2 separate regions of the Homo sapiens genome follow, and region 2 is linked to region 1. A link is an interaction called in ENCODE POLR2A ChIA-PET data of the cell type or tissue named here. Cell type or tissue: A673. All regions are shown on one strand. Links, peaks and the distances in the headings refer to the core of each region. The heading gives the core; the rest is flanking DNA.

Evidence for each region. ChIA-PET counts read pairs that join two places held together with the same protein. Peaks named below come from ENCODE experiments on the same cell type or tissue, not always from the same donor. Only the 100,000 strongest peaks of a DNase experiment are listed, where the experiment ranks them.
Region 2: POLR2A ChIA-PET joins it to region 1 with 22 read pairs; 2 of 35 experiments call an interaction of 5 or more read pairs at or near these places.

The regions. Positions count from the first base shown.
Region 1 is chr19:14,358,262-14,368,258 of GRCh38, reverse strand. LINC01841 (long intergenic non-protein coding RNA 1841) reads left to right here and starts at 4,269. Exons shown (of 4, transcript NR_134908.1): 1 at 4,269-4,387. RefSeq lists a silencer at 1,396-1,485 and an enhancer at 1,348-1,642. In A673, for the core only: a CTCF peak has its summit at 6,354 (motif pointing left); DNase peaks (open chromatin) are centred at 1,498, 4,488, 4,838 and 6,338; H3K27ac peaks cover 966 bases.
Region 2 is chr19:13,866,173-13,876,169 of GRCh38, reverse strand. MIR181C (microRNA 181c) reads right to left here and starts at 1,471; the gene lies at 1,362-1,471. It overlaps MIR181D (microRNA 181d), which reads right to left and starts at 1,295; the gene lies at 1,159-1,295. It also overlaps a transcript of NANOS3 not described here. RefSeq lists a silencer at 3,196-3,335. In A673, for the core only: a CTCF peak has its summit at 3,369; a DNase peak (open chromatin) is centred at 3,089; H3K27ac peaks cover 595 bases.

The DNA.
Region 1 (9,997 bases), core at 1,284-9,283:
TAGAATTGTGGTTTCCAGGAACTGGAGGGAGGAGGAACGGGGAGTTGTTTTGTGGATACAGTTTTAGTTTTGCAAGATGAAAAAGTTCTGGAGATGAATGATGGTGTCAGTGGCAACTATGAGAATTTATTTTTTCTGGTTTTTGTTTTGTTTTGTTTTGAGACGGGGTCTTACTCTGTTGCCCAGGCCGCAGTGCAGTGGCACAATCTGGGCTCACTGCAACCTCTGCCTCCTGGGTTCAAGTGATTCTCGTGCCTCAGCCTCCCAAGTAGCTGGGATTACAGGTGTGCACAACCATTCCTGGCTAATTTTTGTATTTTTAGTACAGCCAGGGTGTCACCATGTTGGCCAGGCTGGTCTCAAACTCCTGATCTCAGATGATCTGCCCACCTCAGCCTCCCAAAGTGCTGGGATTACACGTGTGAGCCACTGTGCCCAACTGAGAATTTTCTTTTCTTTTTGAGACTGAGTCTCACTCTGTTGCCCAGGCCGGAGTACAGTGGCTCAATCTTGGCTCTCTGCAACCTCTGTCTCCTGGGTTCAAGTGATTCTCTTGTCTCAGCCTCCCAGTAGCTGGGACTACAGGTTCACACCACCGTGCCTGGCCAATTTTTGTATTTTTAGGACAGACGGGGTTTCACCATATTGGTCAGGCTGGTCTTGAACTTCTGACTTCAAGTGATCTGTCCATCTCAGCCTCCCAAAGTGCTGGGATTACAGGCATGAGCCCCCACGCCCGGCCTGACAATTTTCTTAATGTAACTGAACTGTACACTTAAAATGGTTAAGATAGAACATTTCATGTCATGTGTATTTCACCACAAATTTTATCCAGGCTGAAGGACAGGCACGGTGGCTCGCTTTGGCAGGACGAGGCAGGAGGATCGCTTAAGGCCAGGAGTTCAAGACCAGCTAGGGCAACATAGCGAGACCCGCACCCCCATCTCTACAAAAAAAGTTTAAAAATTACCCAGGCCTGATGGCACATGACTCTGGTCCCAGCTACTCGGGAGGCTGAGGCAGGAGGATTGCTTGAGCCCAAGAGGTTGAGGCTGCAGCGAACTATATGGTTGCACCACTGTACTTCGGCGAGATCCTGTCTCAAAAAAAAAATCAAAAAAAAAAAAAAATCCAGTCTCAGAGGAGACTGGGGCAGGATTCCCATCCTGTGGGTCCTGGCAGGTGACCCCCATGTGTCCTCCATAGTAGGGGGTGATCAGGCCCTCCAAGAAGTCAATACCAATTATATCCCAAAGCCTCTTACATGTCTCCACCTGGACCTCCCTGTCTACCTCCAGACATACAGCTGCCCTCTGGACCTCACCCAGGGACACTGCTATGATCACTGAGCGATTCACCAATATTCCAGCTCTTTCTCCCTCCAGGTACAAGGTAGGAAGGCATTGCTCCACCCACTTGTGTGGCCACGTGACTTGCTCTGACCAATGGCATGTGAGCAGGTTTGACTTGTGTCACTTCTGGGCAGAGGCTTTAAGAGCTGCTGCAGAGCATGCTATATGTTCTTTTTCTTCTGCCTTGGCAACGGGCAACATGCCAGATGCTGGCTGAGTGAAAAGTGAAACCTCTGATGTTTTAAGCTCCTGAGATTTGGGGCTTAAAGTAGCTGGGACTACAGGTGTGTGCCACCATGCCTGGCTCATTTTTTTCCCTGGCTTGTTACTGCAGCAGAACTGAACCTGCCTTGAGTCCAGTGTGGCAGCAGAATCTGTAGATGTCACTCATCCAGTCCTGTCTTGTGCATGACGATGGTCTCATATCATTAAGCTGTAGGGCTGGAATGAGAGGCAAGGTGGATGCTTGACTTGGGAACAAAATTTCAGGGGGTGTCAAAGAACTCAAGAACTTTGTCCTGAACTCATAAATATTATTTTATTGTGATATTTTGTAAAAGTCAAGATTAATGCAAAACCATGATGAATAAAATGGTAACATTAAATCTATCTATCTATCTATCTATCTATCTATCTATCTATCTATCTATAGATATGTATATATATACACATAGGTCAGGCGCGGTGGCTCACACCTGTAATCCCAACACTTTGGGAAGCCGATGCAGGTGGATTGCTTGAGACCAGGAGTTCGAGACCAGCCTGGCCAACATGGTGAAACCCCATCTCTGCTAAAAGTACAAAAAATTAGCAGGTCGTGATACTGCACACCTGTAATTCCAGCTACTTGGAAGGCTGACGCACGAGAATCGCTTGAACCCAGGAGGCGGAGGTTGGAGTGAGTAGAGATCATACCACTGCACTGCACTCCAGCCTGGGCAACAGAATGAGACTCCATCTCAAAAAAAAAATATATGTATATATATATACACATATATGAGAGAGACAAGGTCTCACTCTGTCACCCAGGCTGGAGTGCAGTGGCACAATCATAGCTCACTGCAGCATTGACCTCCTGAGCACAAGCAATCCTCCCACCTCAGCCTCCCGAGTAGCTGGGACTACAGGTGTGCACCACCACACCCAGCTAATGCTTGAATTTTTATAGAGATGGGGTCTTGCTATGTTGCCCAGACTGGTCTTGAACTCCTGGGCTCAAGTGATCCCTCTGTCTCAGCCTCCCAAAGTGCTGAGATTATGGGCGTGAGCCACTGCTCCTGGCATACATTGTCCTAGTCTATTGTTAGAAGCAAGTTATTGGGTCCAGCTCACACTCGAGGGATCACACAGAGTGCAGACATCAGGAGGTGGGAATCATGGAGGAGTCTTGGAGCCTGTCTGCCTCACCTCCTCTCCTCTAGTATTCCTAGTTTTTTTTTTTTTTTCGAGATGGAGTTTTGCTCTTGTTGCTTAGACTGGAGTGCAATGGCAGGATCTCGGCTCGCTACAACCTCTGCCTCCCAGGTCCAGGTGATCCTCCTGTCTCAGCCTCCCAAGTAGCTGGGATTACAGGAGCCCCCTGCCACACCTGGCTAATTTTTGTATTTTTAGTAGAGATGGGGTTTCACCATGTTGGTCAGGCTGGTCTTGAACTCATGACCTCAAATGATCTGCCTGTCTGGGCCTCCCAAAGTGCTGGGGTTACAGGCATGAGCCACCAAGCCTGGCCTCTTTGCTGATTTTCATCTGTAACTTTCACTGTAATAAACCATAACTGGGAGTAACACCACTTTTCTGGGATCTATCAATCTCAGCAAATTATTGACCCTGAGGGTGGTCTCAGGGACCCCCGACACAAGCCCCATTTCCCAGCCACCATCTTTTGCAATCTCCATTGCCCTAGTCACCGAATGGCATATTCTTATCCATTTGCTATTTCCTGCCTCTCTCCTCTGGATCAAAGGCTCTGGAAGGTCGAAAACTCATCTGTCTTTCCCATGAAAGGCTGTAGAACAAAATGGTCAGGGGTCAAGTCCTGGCCCTGTCACTTTTTCATTGTTGCTGAGTCAAGGTCTCAGCCAGGGTGGAGTGCAGCAGTGCAGTCATAGCTTACTGCAGCCTTGAACTCCCGGGCTCAAGCAATCCTCCCACCTCAGCCTCCCTTGTGGCTGGGACTACAGTCACATGCCACCACAGCCAGCTATTTTTTTTCTTTTAAGACAGGGTGTCGCTCTGTCACCCAGGCTGGAGTGCAGTGGCATGATCTCGGCTCACTGCAACGTCTGCCTCCCAGGTTCAACTGATTCTCCTGCCTCAGCCTCCCGAGTAGCTGGAATTACAGGCATGCGCCACCACGCCTGGCTAATTTTTTTTTGTATTTTTAGTAGAGACGGGGTTTCACCATGTTGGCCAGGCTGGTCTTGAACTTCTGACCTCAGGTGATCCGCCTGCCTCGGCCTCCCAAAGTGCTGGGATTACAGGCTTGAGCCACCAAGCCCGGCCCCACACCCAGCTAATTTTTATTTTTTGAGACGGAGTCTTGCTTTGTTGCCCAGGCTGGAGTGCAGTGGCACGATCTCAGCTCACTGCAATCTCCACCTCCCAAGTTCAAGCGATTCTCCTGCCTCAGCCTCCGCAGTAGCTGGGATTACAGGCATCCGCCACTACGCCAGCTAATTTTTTTGTATTTTTAGTAGAGACGAGGTTTCATCTTGTTGGCCAGGCTGGTCTTGAACTCCTGACCTCAAGTGATCCGTCAGTCTCAGCCTCCCAGAATGCCTGAAGGTTAGCTTTTAAGTGTTGGTTACTTTATCTCCTCAGTAGCTAGATCAGGGTCCAGGTGGTCAGGATTCAGTCAAAAGCAAGTGATTAAGGAGACTCCTCTGGGGACTTTGCGATGGAGAGGCAGGAGGGGCCACGAGCGGGGGTGGGGAAGAGAAGAGGGCACAGAGGCCAGCGGATGAGAGAGACACCAGGGAGCCTGGGATGCCTGCCCGAGGCTCTGGCCACGCCCATGCCCTGCCTGTCCCGCTAAGGTGAGCTGGTCCTTCTGTGATCACCCGGGGAGGAGGCCTACAGGAGCTGCAGAGCTGAGTAGAGAGGGAAGGCGCGGGGGAGGCCAAGTCCCACGGGTCTGGGCTTCTAGGAGGAAACGTGTGGGAGGTTGGGACGGGAGGCGTGGGGGCGGGGGACAGGCAGGGCAGCTGGAGCCGGGGCTGTAGTCGGGCGCCGGCCAAGCCCCAAAGAAAGCCTGTGTTGGGCAGCGTCCGGTCTGGCCTGGCCTGGGAGGATGCCTGCTTGCTGCTGGGGGGCCCTGGAGATGCCGACGTAGCTCTGTACCCCCGGGAGGAATGTGACCCCCTCCCCACCCCCAGCCTCCAAATTTTTCCACATAAGGCTTCAGGGGTGCTCATGCCGCATGAGTTCAGGACAAAGGAATCAAAAGCACATGGACTGGATTCCCTAGGGAGGAGAAATTCTGGAAATAAGACGAAGAGGAGGACAAAGGGGCCCGGGGGCGGGGTGAGGGTGCTGGGACGGAAGCGGGGGGCGGGGATTGGGAGGCAGCCGGAGAAGGTGCCTGGCTCTGAGTGGCCTTAGACTGGGGACACATCTCAGCTGGGGATGAAGGCCACTGTGGCCCCGGACCGCCAGGGCAACTCCTTGGACCTCTCTGAGCCTTGTTCCTTCCTTTTTTTTCTTTTTTCTTTTTTTTTTGAGACGGAGTCTTGCTCTGTCACCCAGGCTGGAGTGCAGTGGCGCGATCTCGGCTCACTGCAAGCTCTGCCTCCCAGGTTCACGCCATTCTCCTGCCTCAGCCTCCCGAGTAGCTGGGGCTACAGGCGCCCCCCACCACGCCCGGCTAATTTTTTGTATTTTTAGTAGAGACGGGGTTTCACCGTGTTAGCCAGGATGGTCTCAATCTCCTGACCTCGTGATCCGCCCGCCTCGGCCTCCCAAAGTGCTGGGATTACAGGCGGGAGCCACCGCGCCCGGCCACCTTGTTTCCTTTCTTTTGGCCCAGATTCTTGGGGCAAAATACTTGGAGTCCTCCATGTCTCTGTCTCTGTTTTATTTTGTTCTCTCTTTCTGTTTCCTTCTTTCTTCTCTTTCTTCGTTCTCTGTCTCTCCTTCCTTCCTTCCTTCCTTCCTTCCCTCTCTTTCTTTCTTCTCCTTCCTTCTTTCTTTCATCTATCTCTGTCTCTCCTCCCTTTCTTTCTCCTTCCTTCCTTCCCTCCCTCCCTCCATTTCTTCCTTCCTTCCTTCCTTCCTTCCCTCTTTCTTCTCCTTCCTTCTTTCTTTCTTTCCTCTATCTCTATCTCTCCTCCCTTTCTTTCTCCTTCCTCCCCTCCCTCCCTCCCTCCCTCCCTCCCTCCCTCCCTCCCTCCCTTCCTTCCTTCCTTCCTTCTCCTTCCCCGGTCTCACTTTGTTGCCCAGGCTGGTCTTGAACTCCTAGGCTTCAGTGACCCTCCTGCCTCTGCCCCACAAAGTACTGGGATTACAGGCATGAGCCACCATGCCTGGCCTCTATCTCTGCCCCTGTCCCTTTCTCTCTCTCTCTATTGTATCAGCAAATCCCGAGAGCTCTATTTTCAAAATCTATCCAGCATCTACTCACTTTTCACCTCCTCCACAGCCCCTACCTGGTCCGGCCCCATCAACTCCCCCTTGGCCCAGTGCAGACTCCTCTGCCCTGGTCTCCTGGCTCCTGCCCTTGCTCGCCCGCTCCATGCTTTTCTGTCAGGGCACGTCCCTCCTCTGCTCAAGGACCCTCCAGGGCTCCCACCTCACTCAGTGCAAAAGCCAAATTCCTTCTTGTGGCCCACAGGGCCCTGCAGGATCTGCTCAGCACTTATCTGCCCTCACCTCCTCCTTCTCTCCCCTTTGCTCATTCCCTTCAGCCAGGCCAGCTTCCTCGCCGTTTTGGGCATGCTCCTACCTTAGGGGCTTTGCACGGCAGCTCACTCTCACTTGCAGCACCACCTCCTCCTCCAGATCCCCACATGGCTTTCTCTCGCCCCCTTCAGGTCTTTTTTTTTTTTTTTTTGAGACAGAGTCTCATTCTGTCACCCAGGCTGGAGTGCAGTGGCACAATCTCAGCTGGCTGCAGCCTCCGCCTCTCGGGTTCAAGTGATTCTCCTGCCTCAGCCTCCTGAGTAGCTGGGATTACAGGCACGCACCACCACACTCAGGTAATTTTTGTATTTTTTTTTTTTTTTGAGACAGAGTCTTGCTCTGTTGCCCAGGCCAGAGTGCAGTGGTGCGATCTCGGCTCACTGCAAGCTTCGCCTCCCAGGTTCACGCCACTCTCCTGCCTCAGCCTCCCTAGTAGCTGGGACTACAGGCACCCGCCACCACGCCCAGCTCATTTTTTGTATTTTTAGTAGAGACAGGGTTTCATCGTGTTAGCCAGGATGGTCTCGATCTCCTGACCTCGTGATCCGCCTGCCTCGGCCTCCCAAAGTGCTGGGATTACAGGCGTGAGCCACCGCGCCCGGTTGTAATTTTTGTATTTTTAGTGGAGACAAGGTTTCACCACGTTGGCCAGGCTGGTCTCAAACTCCTGACCTCAGATGATCTGCACGCCTTGGCCTCCCAAAGTCCTGGGATTACAGGTGTGAGCCACCATGCTTGGCCCAAGTCTTTTGTTCGTTTGCTTTTAAAGAGATGTATATATTAGTTCTTTATTTCTCTTTTTTCTTTTTATTTTGAAACAGGGTCTTGCTCTGTCGCTCAGGCTGGGGTGCAGTGGTGCGATCATAGCTCACTGCAGCCTCCAGCTCCTGGGCTCAAGCAATCCTCCTGCCTCACCCTCCTGAGTAGCTGGGACTACAGGTCTGCACTACCATGCCAGGCTAATTTGGTTTATTTAATTAAATGAATACATAAATTTATTTGTTTGTTTTGGTTTCTATCTACAGACCAGGACAGTGCTGAACATTTTGAGACAGGGTTTCACTCTGTTACCCAGGCTGGAGTGCAGTGGTGCAATCTCAGCTCACTGCAGCCTCAACCTCCTGGGTTCAAGTGATCCTTCTGCCTCAGCCTCCTGAGTAGCTGGGACTACAAGTGTGCACCACCACACTTGACTAATTTTGTTTATTTTATTTTTTGTAGAGATAGGGGTCTTGCTATGTTGCCCAGACTGGTCACAAACTCCTGGTCTCAAGCGATCTTCCTGCCTCAGCTTCCCAAAGTGCTGAGATTATAGGCCTGAGTCACCGTGCCTGACCACCCTGCTGGACTTTTTTTCTTTCTTTTTTTTTTTTTTTTTATTTTGAGATGGAGTCTCACTCTATCACCCAGACAAGTGCAGTGGCACAATCTTGGCTCACTGCAACCTCTGCCTCCCGGGTTCAAGCAATTCTCCTGCCTCAGCCTCCCGAGTAGCTGGGATTACAGGCATGCGCCACCACGCTCAGCTAATTTTTGTTTTTTTTTTAGTAGAGATGGGGTTTCCCCATGTTGGCCAGGCTGGTTATGAACTGAGCTCAAGTGATCTGCCTGCCTCAGCCTCCCAAAGTGCTGGGATTACAGGTGTGAGCACCGCGCCCGGCCCACCCTGCTAGATTTTAGTTCTTGATCTTGCTCCCTCTCTGTCTCCCCCTGAGAATGTCAGCCCCAGGATATTTGTCTATTTTATTTCCTGCTGTGCCTCCAGAGCTCAGAAAAGGGTTGGGGACTGTAGGGACTTGTTGAGTCAATAGATCGGATGGTGACAAGCCCATAGCCGAATTTTTAGGGCAACATTTTTTTTTTTTTTTGAGATGGGGTCTTGCTCTGTCACCCAGGCTGGAGTGCAGTGGCGTGATCTCAGCTCACTGCAAGCTCTGCCTCCAGGGTTCCTGTCATTCTCCTGCCTCAGCCTCCCAAGTACCTGGGACTACAGACGACCGCCACCACGCCCAGCTAATTTTTTGTATTTTTAGTAGAGACGGGGTTTCGCCGTGTTAGCCAGGATGGTCTTGATCTCCTGACCTTGTGATCCGCCCACCTCGGCCTCCCAAAGTGCTGGGATTACAGGCATGAGCCACCACGCCTGGCCTAGGGCAACATTTTTATAGCCTTATTGAGGAATAACTTATATAGCCTATAATTCGCCCATTACAAACCTACAGTTAGATGACTTTTAGTAAACTCACCTAGCTGTGCAAGTATTACTACAATACAGCATTTGAGAACACTTTGATTTCCCCCCAAATCCCCACATTAGCAATCCATCCGCACTCCCAGCCTCAGCTCCAGGTAATCACTAATCTGCTTTCTGTCTCTAGAGCTCTGCCTTTTCTAGAAATTTCATATAAATGGAATTGTACAATATGTAATATTGTGGGTCTGGCTTCTTCCACTCGGCATATTTTTGAGGTTTATCCATGTTGCTGTGTTTATCAACAGTTTGTTGCTTTCTATTGCTAACCAGTGTTTCCTTGCATGGGAGGACCACAGTTGTTTGTCCATTCATCTGTTGATGGACACTTGAATTTGTCAACATAAAAGAGGCTGGGCTGGGTGCGGTGGCTCAACCCTGTAATCCCAGCACTTTGGGAGGCCGAGGCGGGCGGATCACGAGGTCAGGAGATCGAGACCATCCTGGCTAACATGTGAAACCCCGTCTCTACTAAAAATACAAAAAATGAGCTGGGCGTGGTGGTGGGCGCCTGTAGTCCCAGCTACTCAGGAGGCTGAGGCAGGAGAATGGTGTGAACCCGGGAGGCGGAGGTTGCAGTGAGCCGAGATCGCACCACTGCACTCCACACTCCAGCCTGGGCGACAGAGTGAGACTCTGTCTCAAAAAAAAAAAAAAAAAAAAAAAAAAAAGGAAGAAGCTGAAGCATAAAAGATGATTTAAAGAGTTTACTTGGGGCCAGGTGCGGTGGCTCATGCCTGTAATCCCAATGCTCTGGGAGGCCAAGGCGGGCGGATAACCTGAGGTCGGGAGTTCAAGACCAGCCTGACCAACGTGGAGAAACCCTGTCTCTACTAAAAGTACAAAATTAGCCAGGCGTGGTGGTGCACGCCTGTAGTCCCAGCTACTCAGGAGGCTGAGGCAGGAGAATCGCTTGAACCCGGGAGGCGGAGGTTGCCGTGAGCAGAGATCATGCCACTGCACTCCACTCCAGCCTGGGCAACAAGAGCAAAACTCCGTCTCAAAAAAAAAAAAAAAAAAAGAGTTCACCTGAGGCCAGGCACAGTGGCTCATGCCTGTAATCCCAACACTTTGGAAGGCTGAGGGAGGAGGATCACTTGAGCTCAGAAGTTTGAGACCAGCTTAGGCAACGTGGCAAAACTCCGTCTCTATAAAAAATACAAAAAAATTCTCAGCATCTTGGGAGGCTGAGATGGGCGCATCACTTAAGGCCAGGAGTTCACAACCAGCCTGACCAACATGGCAAAACCTAGTCTCTATTAAAAATACAAAAAAAAAAAAAAAAAAAATAGCTGGGTGTGGTGGTACATGCCTGTAATCCCAGCTACTCTGTAGGCTGAGGCAGGAGGATCACTTGAACCCAGGAGGCGGAGGTTACAGTGAGCTGAGATCGTGCCACTGAATTCCAGCTGGGCAACAGAACGAGAATGTCTCAAACAAACAAAAAATTAATCAGGCAGAGTGGTGCATGCCTGTGGTTCCCAGCTACTTGGGAGGC
Region 2 (9,997 bases), core at 71-8,070, 490 kb after region 1:
AAGACTCTGTCTCAAAACAACAACAACAAAAAGCACCACATCTGCCTCCTTCTTCTAGTTACTGGGGCCCCCTGAGGCTAGGTGCTGGGGAGGGAGCCCTTTCCTGGCGGGGGCTGCAGAGGGGTGAGAAAGAACCCTCTGGAGTTGGGAGGTGGGGGATAGCAAGTTGGGCTGTTAGGAGGGGACCCCTAGTACCTACAGGTCTTCAGTGTCCTCCCCGAGATGAGATCTCAGCTCAGTCCCAGGAGGGGAGGGTGTGCTCAGGACTTGGACACAGAGGAGAGACGCTGTGCCGCTTACACAGCTCATCCACCCATCCATTCATTTAAGAAACTTTTATTGGCCAGGCACTGTGGCTCATTTTGAGAGGCCGAGGAGGATTGCTTGAACCTAGGAGTTGGAGACCAGCCTGGGCAACGTTTTGAGACCCTGTTCCTACAAAAACACTTTTTCGAAATAAGCTAGGTGTGGTGGTGCGTGCCCGTGGTTCCGGCTACTGGGGAGGCTGAGGCGGGAGGATCAACGCTTGACTCCAGTTATTAGAGGCTGCAGTGAGCTAAGGTCACACCATTGCACTCCAGCCTGGGTGACAAGAGCGAGATCCTGTCTCTAATTTAAAAAACAAAACTATGGAGCACTCCACGGAGCAGAACTTACCACCCACATTTCAGAAAGGGGTTTTAGGCCAGGCAAAGTGGCTCATGCCTGTAATCCCAGCACTTTGGGAGGCCGAGGGGGGAGGATTACTTGAGGTCAGGAGTTTGAGACCAGCCTGGCCAACACAGTGAAATCTCGTCTCTACTAAAAATACAAAAATTAGCCCACTGTGGTGGCAGATGCCTGTAATCCCAGCTACTTGGGAGGCTGAGGCCAGAGAATCACTCAAACCCTGGAGGCAGAGGTTGCAGTGAGCTGAGATTGGGCCACTGCACTCCAGCCTAGGCAACAGAGTGAGACTCTGTCTTAAAAAAAAAAAAAAAAGGGGATTTTAGCTGCCCTGCCCCAGCCTGTTTACCCCCAACCCTCTAATATTTAGTCCCAAATCCAGCCAGAGCCCATCCAGATTCCAGACACCAGCTCTCCTCTCCAAAGAGGAGTGGTTGGGGTCAGGGCAAAAAACAGGCTGAGTGACTGTGGCGGTGGGGGGTCCTGTCCCCAGTCCCCATTCCCCTTAAGCCGTGTCTGGCCCAGCCACAGTGACATTCATCCCCCGGTGGGTCTGGCCTCAGTCCTCACAACCCACCGACAACAATGAATGTTGATTGTGACCTCGGCTGTGGCCTAGGGGAGGGGACGTGCCCAGGCTGGATTGGGGGCTCCCCAGGCCCCCCTAGATCTGGAAGGTCAGAGTCACCGGCAGGAGGATGGCAATTCCAGGCCTCAGGGTCCACTCAACGGTCGATGGTTTGCCTGAGCTGCCCAAACTCACCGACAGGTTGAATGTTCCCCCAAACCCTTGGCAAATTTTCCGGGACCTGGAGTCGGGGGTGGGGTAGGTGGCAGGGAACCAGAGAGCATGAAGAGGGAGAGGAGGAGAGAGTAAGGAACCCCTTTTCTCTCATGAAATAAACAAACGCTTTTCAGGTGCTGTTTGCACCTAGATCTGGGAAAAACACAAGGCAAATATAAATGCTAGTAAATAAAATGTAGCCTTTGCTATGGGGATGGAGATGTAGCAGTGCAGGGGAGTGCTGGCCTCAAGCCCGCTCCTTAAGTAATTCACAAAGTGATCCTGGAGGTGCAGATTACCCCCCTTTGTCAACTGGGGAGACTGAGGCCAAAGGCCACTGCTAGTCCGAGGTGGAGGAGGCATTCCAAGTGTTCCCGGGAAGTCTGGCAACGGAGGATCCTGGCCCCGAGGGCATTGATGCAACGTGGAGATAAACAAGCCATTTTAATACAATGTAATACGTTCTGGGAGCTTCACTGAGTTCCGGGCACGATGGTTTAGGAATCACAACAGCGTGAGTGGAGCGCTTGGGGGTGGGGGGTCGTCAGGTCTCTCCACTTTACAAGTGCACTGGGGCCCCACTAGACAGGGGAGAGGCAGGAGGTTCAGAGAGGGCGCCGCTCGCCCCGCGTGCGCGGTCACACAGCATCTGAACTCGGGCACTTCCGGAGGGAGTCCGCGCAGCCACGTGGGGGCTGCCCCTTGGGCCTCAAAACCGGCTGCGGCGCCCCCTCTCCATTTCCTCATCCCTCAAATGACCCCCAGTCCCTTCCTCCAGTGATCGCACAGAGTTCGGCGACCACCCCCCCGCCCCGGGTGCCCCCAGGCCTACAGGTACGCACCCCTATCTCCCACCCCCCGCAAGCCAAGCAGTGACGACCAGGGATGGGCGAGCGCGCCTTCGCCCCTGACCTGGGTCTGCGGACGGCCTAGGAAGGTGCACCCGGCATGGCCGGGTGCTGCGGCTCAGGCCTGTAATTCAGTATTTTGGGAGGCTGAGGCGGGAGGATCTTTTGAGCCCAGGAGATGGAGACCAACCTGAGCAACATAGCGAGATACCTGTCCCTACAAAAAAATTAGCTGGGTGTGGTGTAGTGAGCCTGTAGTCTTAGCTACTTAGGAGGCTGAGATGGGAGGATCGCTTGGACCCCAAGAGTTCGAGGCTCGAGGCTGCAGTGAGCCGTGATCGCGCCACTGTATTCCAGCCTGGGTCACAGGACGAGACCCCGTCGTCGCAAAAAAATAAGTAATTTCCTGGCCCCTGGCATTTCACCGAGGGGAATACTGAGGCCCAAAATAACCGCCTGGCATAACCCCAAGGTAGATGAGGGACCCCCAAGTGTGCCGAGCTGCGTGAACCACCCCCCCACCACACCCCTCACGGTGGTGGCAACGGAACCCGGCCGAGCCCCCGAGGACGCGCCCCCGAGAGCCCCGCCCCCGAGAGCCCCACCCACAGTCTGGAGCCACCAGCCAAGGCCCCAGCCCAGGCCCTGCCCCTTAGAGCCCCGTCGCTTTTGACCTGTTCCCCAGAACACACTCCCTCTAAAACCCGCCCATATAGACTCCCACGGAGCCCACCGCCAAACCCCTAAGCCAGTCCTCAAAGAGCCCAGCTCCCTTAGGGCCCGCCCCCTTAGAGCCCTCCACAAAAGCCTGCTCTATAGACGCCCCGGGACTGCGTCCTGCCCCCACGAAGCCCAACCCCCCACTAAGGTCCGCCCCGACCGGGCACGCCCCCAAACCGAATTTCGTAGGGCCCCTCAAGCCCGATCCCGGCTAACTCGCCCTCCCGAAGCCCCCCTCCCGCCTCCCGGCACCTTCTAGAGCCCTTTCCCCAGAGCCCGCCCTCTCACCCGCCCCGGGTCGGGGTCACGTTCCCACCCCTCTGTCTGGAGCTGGAGTGGGGCGCCCTCTCTCGCAGCTCATCCGCCACGTCCAGCAGATCCTCCCATTCAGGCTGTGGAGTGGGGGGGCCTGATCGGCTTCTCTTTATCCGCCACCTCCACCCCAGGTGTCCAGGCCCTTCCGAGGGAGGTGGCCGGTCCCCTGCCTTGTGGATCATCATTCTAAGGAGGAGAACGCCTAGGACTTGGGAAGGAGAGTGAGTTGGGAGCACAGGTGTTAATAATTACATTACTGATGATAACGCTACATTCATCACGCTGTGAGCAGGATATACCCATTTTGTGGACTGGGAAGGTAAGTGGCTCTGTTAGTCCAGAACTCTCAAGATTCCTCAAAAGCTTGGTTCTTGTCTGTAGTCCCAGCTAGTTGGGAGGCAGGAGGATGGCTGGAGCCCAGAAGTTGAGACTAGCCTGGAAAACACAGTGAGACCCCCATCTCTCTCTCTCTCTCTTTTTTTTTTTTTTTTTGAGATGGAGTCTTGCTCTGTCACCCAGGCTGGAGTGCAGTGGCGCGATCTCTGCCCACTGCAATTTCCACCTCCTGGGTTCAAGCAGTTCTCCTGCCTCAGCCTCCTGAGTAGCTGGGACTACAGGCACCTGCCACTATGGCCAGCTAATTTTTGTATTTTGAGTAGAGACAGGGTTTCACTATGTTGGCCAGGTTGGTCTCCAACTCCTGGGCCTCCCAAAGTGCTGGGATTACAGGCATGAACCACGGCACCCAGCAGTGGTTCTTTAAAACCCCGTTTCTTTAAAAAAGAAAAATCTTTATTCTCTTTTTTGTTGCTGTTGTTGTTTTGTTTTGTTTTGTTTTGAGACGGGGTCTCGCTCTGTTGCCCAGGCTGGAGTGCAGTGGCGCAATCACAGCTCACTGCAGCCTCGACCTCCCAGCCCCAACCAATCCTCCCACCTTAGCTTCCCAAGTAGCTGGGATCACAGGTGCCTGGCCTGGCTAACTTAAAACAAAAACAAACAAATAAAAAAAAGTTTTGTAGAGATGAGATCTCACTATGTTGCCCAGGCTGGTCGCGAACTCCTGGGCCTCCCAAAGTTCTGGGATTACAGGCATGAGCCACCTCGTCCCACAGGAATCTTTCTTCTTGATGACTGTGAACAGCTTTAATGTTGGGGGCGGGGGGTCATCAGGCAGGAGACATTCTGGCTATGTTGGAGGGGGTTCCCCAGACACCTCCTGTGTGTCCTTTCTGCCTCCCACTCCTCCCTCTGAGGGCTTTGGCCTTGAACTGCCAAGGAGGTTGTTCCCTGTAAGGTTTCTCCCTAAGACAAGACACAAGACCACAGTGGAAGAGGGGTCTGGTCTTGAAGGCCAGGAAGCTGGGGCTGGGGCGACAGGAGGCCGGCAGCCCCAATCCTGGGTCTGACTATCTCTCTTCTTTGCCTGTGGTCCGTGCAGGCTTCTGGCCCTCAGTGTCCATCTGGGTCCACCTGTCTCTTGGTCATCCCAGGGTCGTCTGTCTGGGTCGGACTATGCCCCTCACACATCTGTTCTCCATCTGGGTCTCCTGCCCAGCCCGTGCACCTGCCTCAAACTGTCTGGATCTGCCTGTATGTGTCTAGCTGTTTACCCCCCATCTCCATCTCCTGTCTGTGACTGGTGACCGTGATACCTGTCCCCTCCTGTCCCCTGAGGGAGTCTGCAGCCCTGCCCTGCTTGTCTGGTTGCAGCTGTCTGCTGGTTTGACTTTGAAGTCCCTCAGAGTGGGAGGTGACAAGCTGTCTCCTCCTGCTTGTGACCCTGAGCCTCAGTGCATGGGGGGTAGGGGTGTCTTTCAGGGCCTTCATTTTGCTTCTTCTTTATCCTTAGTTCCTGGGACCCCTCACCTGACCCCAGTGCAGCTGGGAGGGTCTTTCTGGGCAGGGGAGCTGGGGATAAGTGGGGTGTGGGGGACGGCCCTCTAAAAGCCACGTTATGAGCCGGGCACGGTGGCTCATTCCTGTAATCCCAGCACTTTGGGAGGCCGAGGCGGGCAGATCAGTTGAGGTCAGGAGTTCGAGACCAGCCTAACCAACATGGTGAAACCCCATCTCTACTAAAAATACAAACAAACAAAAAAAAAGTAGCCAGGCATGGTGGCGCACACCTGTAGTCCCAGCTACTTGGGAGGCTGAGGCACGAGAATTGCTTGAACCTGGGAGGCAGAGATTGCAGTGAGCCGAGATTGAGCCACTGCACTCCAGCCTGAGTGACAGAGTGAGACTCCGTCTCAAAAAAAAAAAAAAAAAAAAAAAAAGCCACGCTATCCCAGGGCCTTGCCCCCACCCCCCCACACATAGCACCAGGAAGGTGCAGGGCAGCTGGCACAAGTCGGGGGATCAGAGTCGGAGGTGAGAAGTCCTAGCAGAGGCAGGTGAGCAAGTGATGGATGGATGGATGGATGGAGGCAGCTCTACCGTCAAGCTGAAGAACAAGGCTGGGCGCCGGGTGGCTCATGCCCGTCATCCCACTGCTTTGGGAGGCCAAAGCAGGAAGACTGACTGAGCACAGGAGTTCAAGACCAGCCTGAGCAACATGGTGAAACCCTGGCTCAACTAAAAATAGAAAAACTTAGCCGGGTGTGGTGGTGTGCGCCTGTAGTCCCAGCTATTTGGGAGGCTGAGGTGGGAGGATCACGCAAGCCAGGGAAGTCGAGGCTGACGGAAGCCAGGGAAGTCGAGGCTGCAGTGAGTGAGACGCAGTCACGCCACTGCACTCCAGCCCAGGCTACAGGAGTGAGACCCTGTCTCAAAAAAAAAAAAATAGTTGAAGAACAAGGTGGGCATGGCTAGAAGGCCAGGTCTCCAAGCTCCCAGGGGTGTCTGGCGGCCCGTGTGTCCTGCCCGTGATTCTTGAAGTCTTGACTGTGAAGTCCCTCAGGGTGGGAGGTGGCAAGCTGTCTCCTCTCGATCTCAACCCTGAGCCTTGGTGCATGGGGGTTGGGGGTGTCTCTGTATGTTCACGCATGAGTACCTATATATATGCTCCTGTGTGTCTGTGTGTTGTATGTAACTGTATGTGTGTGCGTGTGTGTGTGTGTGTGCGTGCGTGTGTGTGTGTGTGTACTTGGGCCTGGAAGGGGGACACGGGGTGGGGGAGGTCGTCAGGACCTGGCAGACAAAGAGCCCATTATGGGGGTTCCAGCGACACCAAGAGCCCTGTGGGGGTCTCCGTGGGGTCACGGTGATGGCCCAGGCTGTCTAGACTGGCAAGCAGGGGTGTCTCGTTTCAGTGATACCTGCGTGGGCTCTGAGGTTCCCACCCCACCCTCCGCAGGCCACCTCCCCCACTTCCTTTCCAGCTGCGGGAGTCTTTCATGCCAGGGGTCCTCAGACAAGGGGCTCCTCTGTCCCACCCAGCCCGTGGGCGGTGGGTGGGCTAGGAGCCCAGCTTCCTTCCCAGGCCTGCCAGATGTGAGGCCAGGGCTGGGGAAGGCGAGAAGGTTCTGGCTTCTCCAGGAATGGGATTGGGGGCTATGGAGGGGCCAAGCTGAAGGAGAATTCAGGCCGGGCACGGTGGCTCATGCCCGTAGTCCCAACGCTTTGGGAGGCCGAGGCAGGAGGATCACTTGAGCCCAGGAGTTCAAGATCAGCCTGGGCAACGCAGTGAGACCTCATCTCTACAAAAAACAAATTAAAAAAATTTTTTAATAAGGGAAATTCAGACACTTCTACTGAGGCTTATGGTGCTGGGTGACCCTGGGTTTGGGGTCAGGGTGGGCTCCGTCTCAAGAACTCTTGTAGGATGTTTCTATGGGTCTATAAATAGGGGCTTCAGGTCCAAGCTACTTTGCTGAGGTATTTTGGGGGGTTCTGTGGGTGTCTGTAAGTCCAGGTGGGAGTGTGCTATAGCAGGTGGCTGTCTCTCCACCAGCTGTGTGTGTGCGTGTGTGTGTAAGTTCCTGTGGGCTTCTGTTTGTGTGTGGATGTCAGCATTGCTGTGGGTGTATATCAGGCTAATTGTGTGTAATTCCAGGTCGACATGTGAGCCAGTGTGCGTGGGTGTCTGGTGTCTGCTGGTGTCACTATGAGTGACTGGAGTCTGTATCATCCAGTCATGGTGTCCCCCCCATCCCATTCCCCACTAAAATGTCAGGTGTGGGAAGACAGGGATTTCATTCTTTTTTTTTTTTTTAAAAGAGACTAGGTCTCGCTGTCACCCAGGCTAGAGTGCAGTGGTGCCATCATAGCTCACTGCAATCTCAAACTCCTGGGCTCAAAGCGATCCTCCCGCCTCAGCCTCCCTAGTACCTGAGACTATAGGCGCACACCACCACGCCCAGCTAATATGTTTTTTAAACTCCTCATCTCAAGTGATCCTGCCACCTCGGCCTCCCAAAGTGCTGAGATTACAGGCGTGAACCACTGTGCTCGTTCAGATTTCCCTCTTGTTCACAGCTGCATCCCCAGTGCTAGAACAGTGCTGGGTACATAACAGATGCTCAATAAATGAGTATTGGGGCCGGACGCACTGGCTCACACCTGTAATCTCGGCACTTTGGGAGACCGAGGTGGGTGGATCACCTGAGATCAGGAGTTCAAGACTAGCCTGGACAACATTGTGAAACTCTGTCTCTATTAAAAATACAAAAATTAGCCAGGCATGGTAGCGGGCGCCTGTAATCCCAGCTACTCGAGAGGCTGAGGCAGGAGAATCGCTTGAACCTGGGAGTTGGAGATTGCAGTGAGCTGAGATTGTGTCACTGCACTCCAGCCTGGGTGACAGAGCACTCCAGCCTGGGTGACAGAGCAAGACTCTGTCTCCAAAAAAAAAAAAATATTATTGGGTTTGTGGGCATCCAGATGACAGGATTTCTGCCTGCCTGTGTGTCATTTCCCCGTGAGTCTATGCATGCCAGTGTGTATGCATGTGTTACTGTGTCTGTGTGTATGTCAGTATTATTGTAGATGTGCAGGTGTCTGAGTGCCTAAACAAGTCTCAGGGTAGGTGACGATGGGCATATGGCCACTGGGTTCGTGCTCATATATCTTTGTGGGTGACAGTGTCTTTGTGGGTGGCTAAGAGGATCCATTTTACTGTGAACAACTGTGTGTCCATGTGTGCAGTTGTGTTCTTGGGCGGGGGTGGTCTGTATGTGTGTGTATATCAAGATTACTGAGACCTGCTACTCGGGAGGCTAATGTGGGAGGATCATTTGAGTCTGAGAGTTTGAGGCTGCTGTGAGCTATGATCGTGCCACTGAACTCCAGTCTGGGTGACAGAGCCAGACCCTGTCTCAAAAAACAAAACAAACAAACAAAAATTTGGGCCAGGCATGGTGGCTCGGCGCTCTGGGAAGCCGAGGTGGGTGGATAGCTAGAGCTCAACGAGTTTGAGACGAGCCTGGGCAACCGGCAAAACTCCATCTCTACAAAAAATACAAAAATTACCCAGGTGTGGTGGTGCGCACCTGTTCTCCCAGCTACTCGGGAAGCTGAGGTGGGAGGATTGCTTGAGCCCAGGAGATGGGCCTAGATTGCAGTGAGCCTAGATTGCAGTGAGCCTAGATCGTGCCACTGCACTCCAGCCTAGGCAGCAGAGTGAGACCCTGTCTCAAAAAAATAAAAAGGAAACTGTGGCCGGGTGCGGCGGTTCACACCTGTAATCCCAGCACTTTGGGAGGCTGAAGCCAGCGGATCCCCTGAGGTCAGGAGTTCAAGACCAGCCTGGCCAACATGGTGAAACCCCATCTCTACTAAAAATACAAAAATTAGCCTGGTGTGGTGGCACGCGCCTGTAATCCCAGCTACTCAGGAGGCTGAGGCAAGAGAATTGCTTGAATCCGGGAGATCGTGCCACGGCATTCCAACCTGGGCAGCCAAGAGAGACTCCATCTCAAAATAAATAAGTAAATAAAAATAAAAAAGATTATGTGTGACCTGCTGTCAGATGTGTTTCTGCAGGCCTTGTACCGTCTGTGTGTGTGTGTATGTGTGTGTGTGTGGTGGGGGTGACTGTGGGTGACTGTGAGTGTGCAGGTGTGAACTTGGTTGGGAGGACACATGGATGTCTGTGTGTGTCCCAGGTATTGTGAACGATGGAGTCGGAGTCTGTGTGTGCCTGACTGATGGGCTTTAGGGATCTGCGTTTGTCATTGCTACCCTGAGTGACATGCTGTGGGTGAACACCCACTTCTGTGTGTCAGTGTTATGCGAAAGGCTGTGTCTATGTTGTAGCTGCCTTCGTTGGTGGCTCCATTTCTGTGTGACAGCCTTTCAATGGGCACTATCCCTGGATGTCCGAGCCCTTGTGGGTGACGTGTCTACACACGTGGCAGTGTTATTGTGGGGACTGTATGTGTGTGTCAGCATCACTTTCGACTGCGTATTAATCGGGGTGCTGTATGTCTGTGTATAGCGTGTAATTTTGGGGGTCTCCATCAGGGCCTTGGGAATATCTAATCGTGGCTGGCTTAATGCATCTGTGAGCAGTCCAGGGGTGTGGAATGGGTAGGGAAAGAGATGGGGGGAGGGGAACCGAAGTGTGGGACCGTGGGGGGGACGTCTCAGTCCCTATCAGCCAATGAGGTGTCTTTTCCACCCCCCCACCCCCAGCCTGCCCTCCAGGGCAGGTCGCCGTGAAAGGCGCCCTGTAGCTTTAAAAGGGCTCCCCGGCAGTGGGATTCGGGGCCATTTTCCCTTTTTA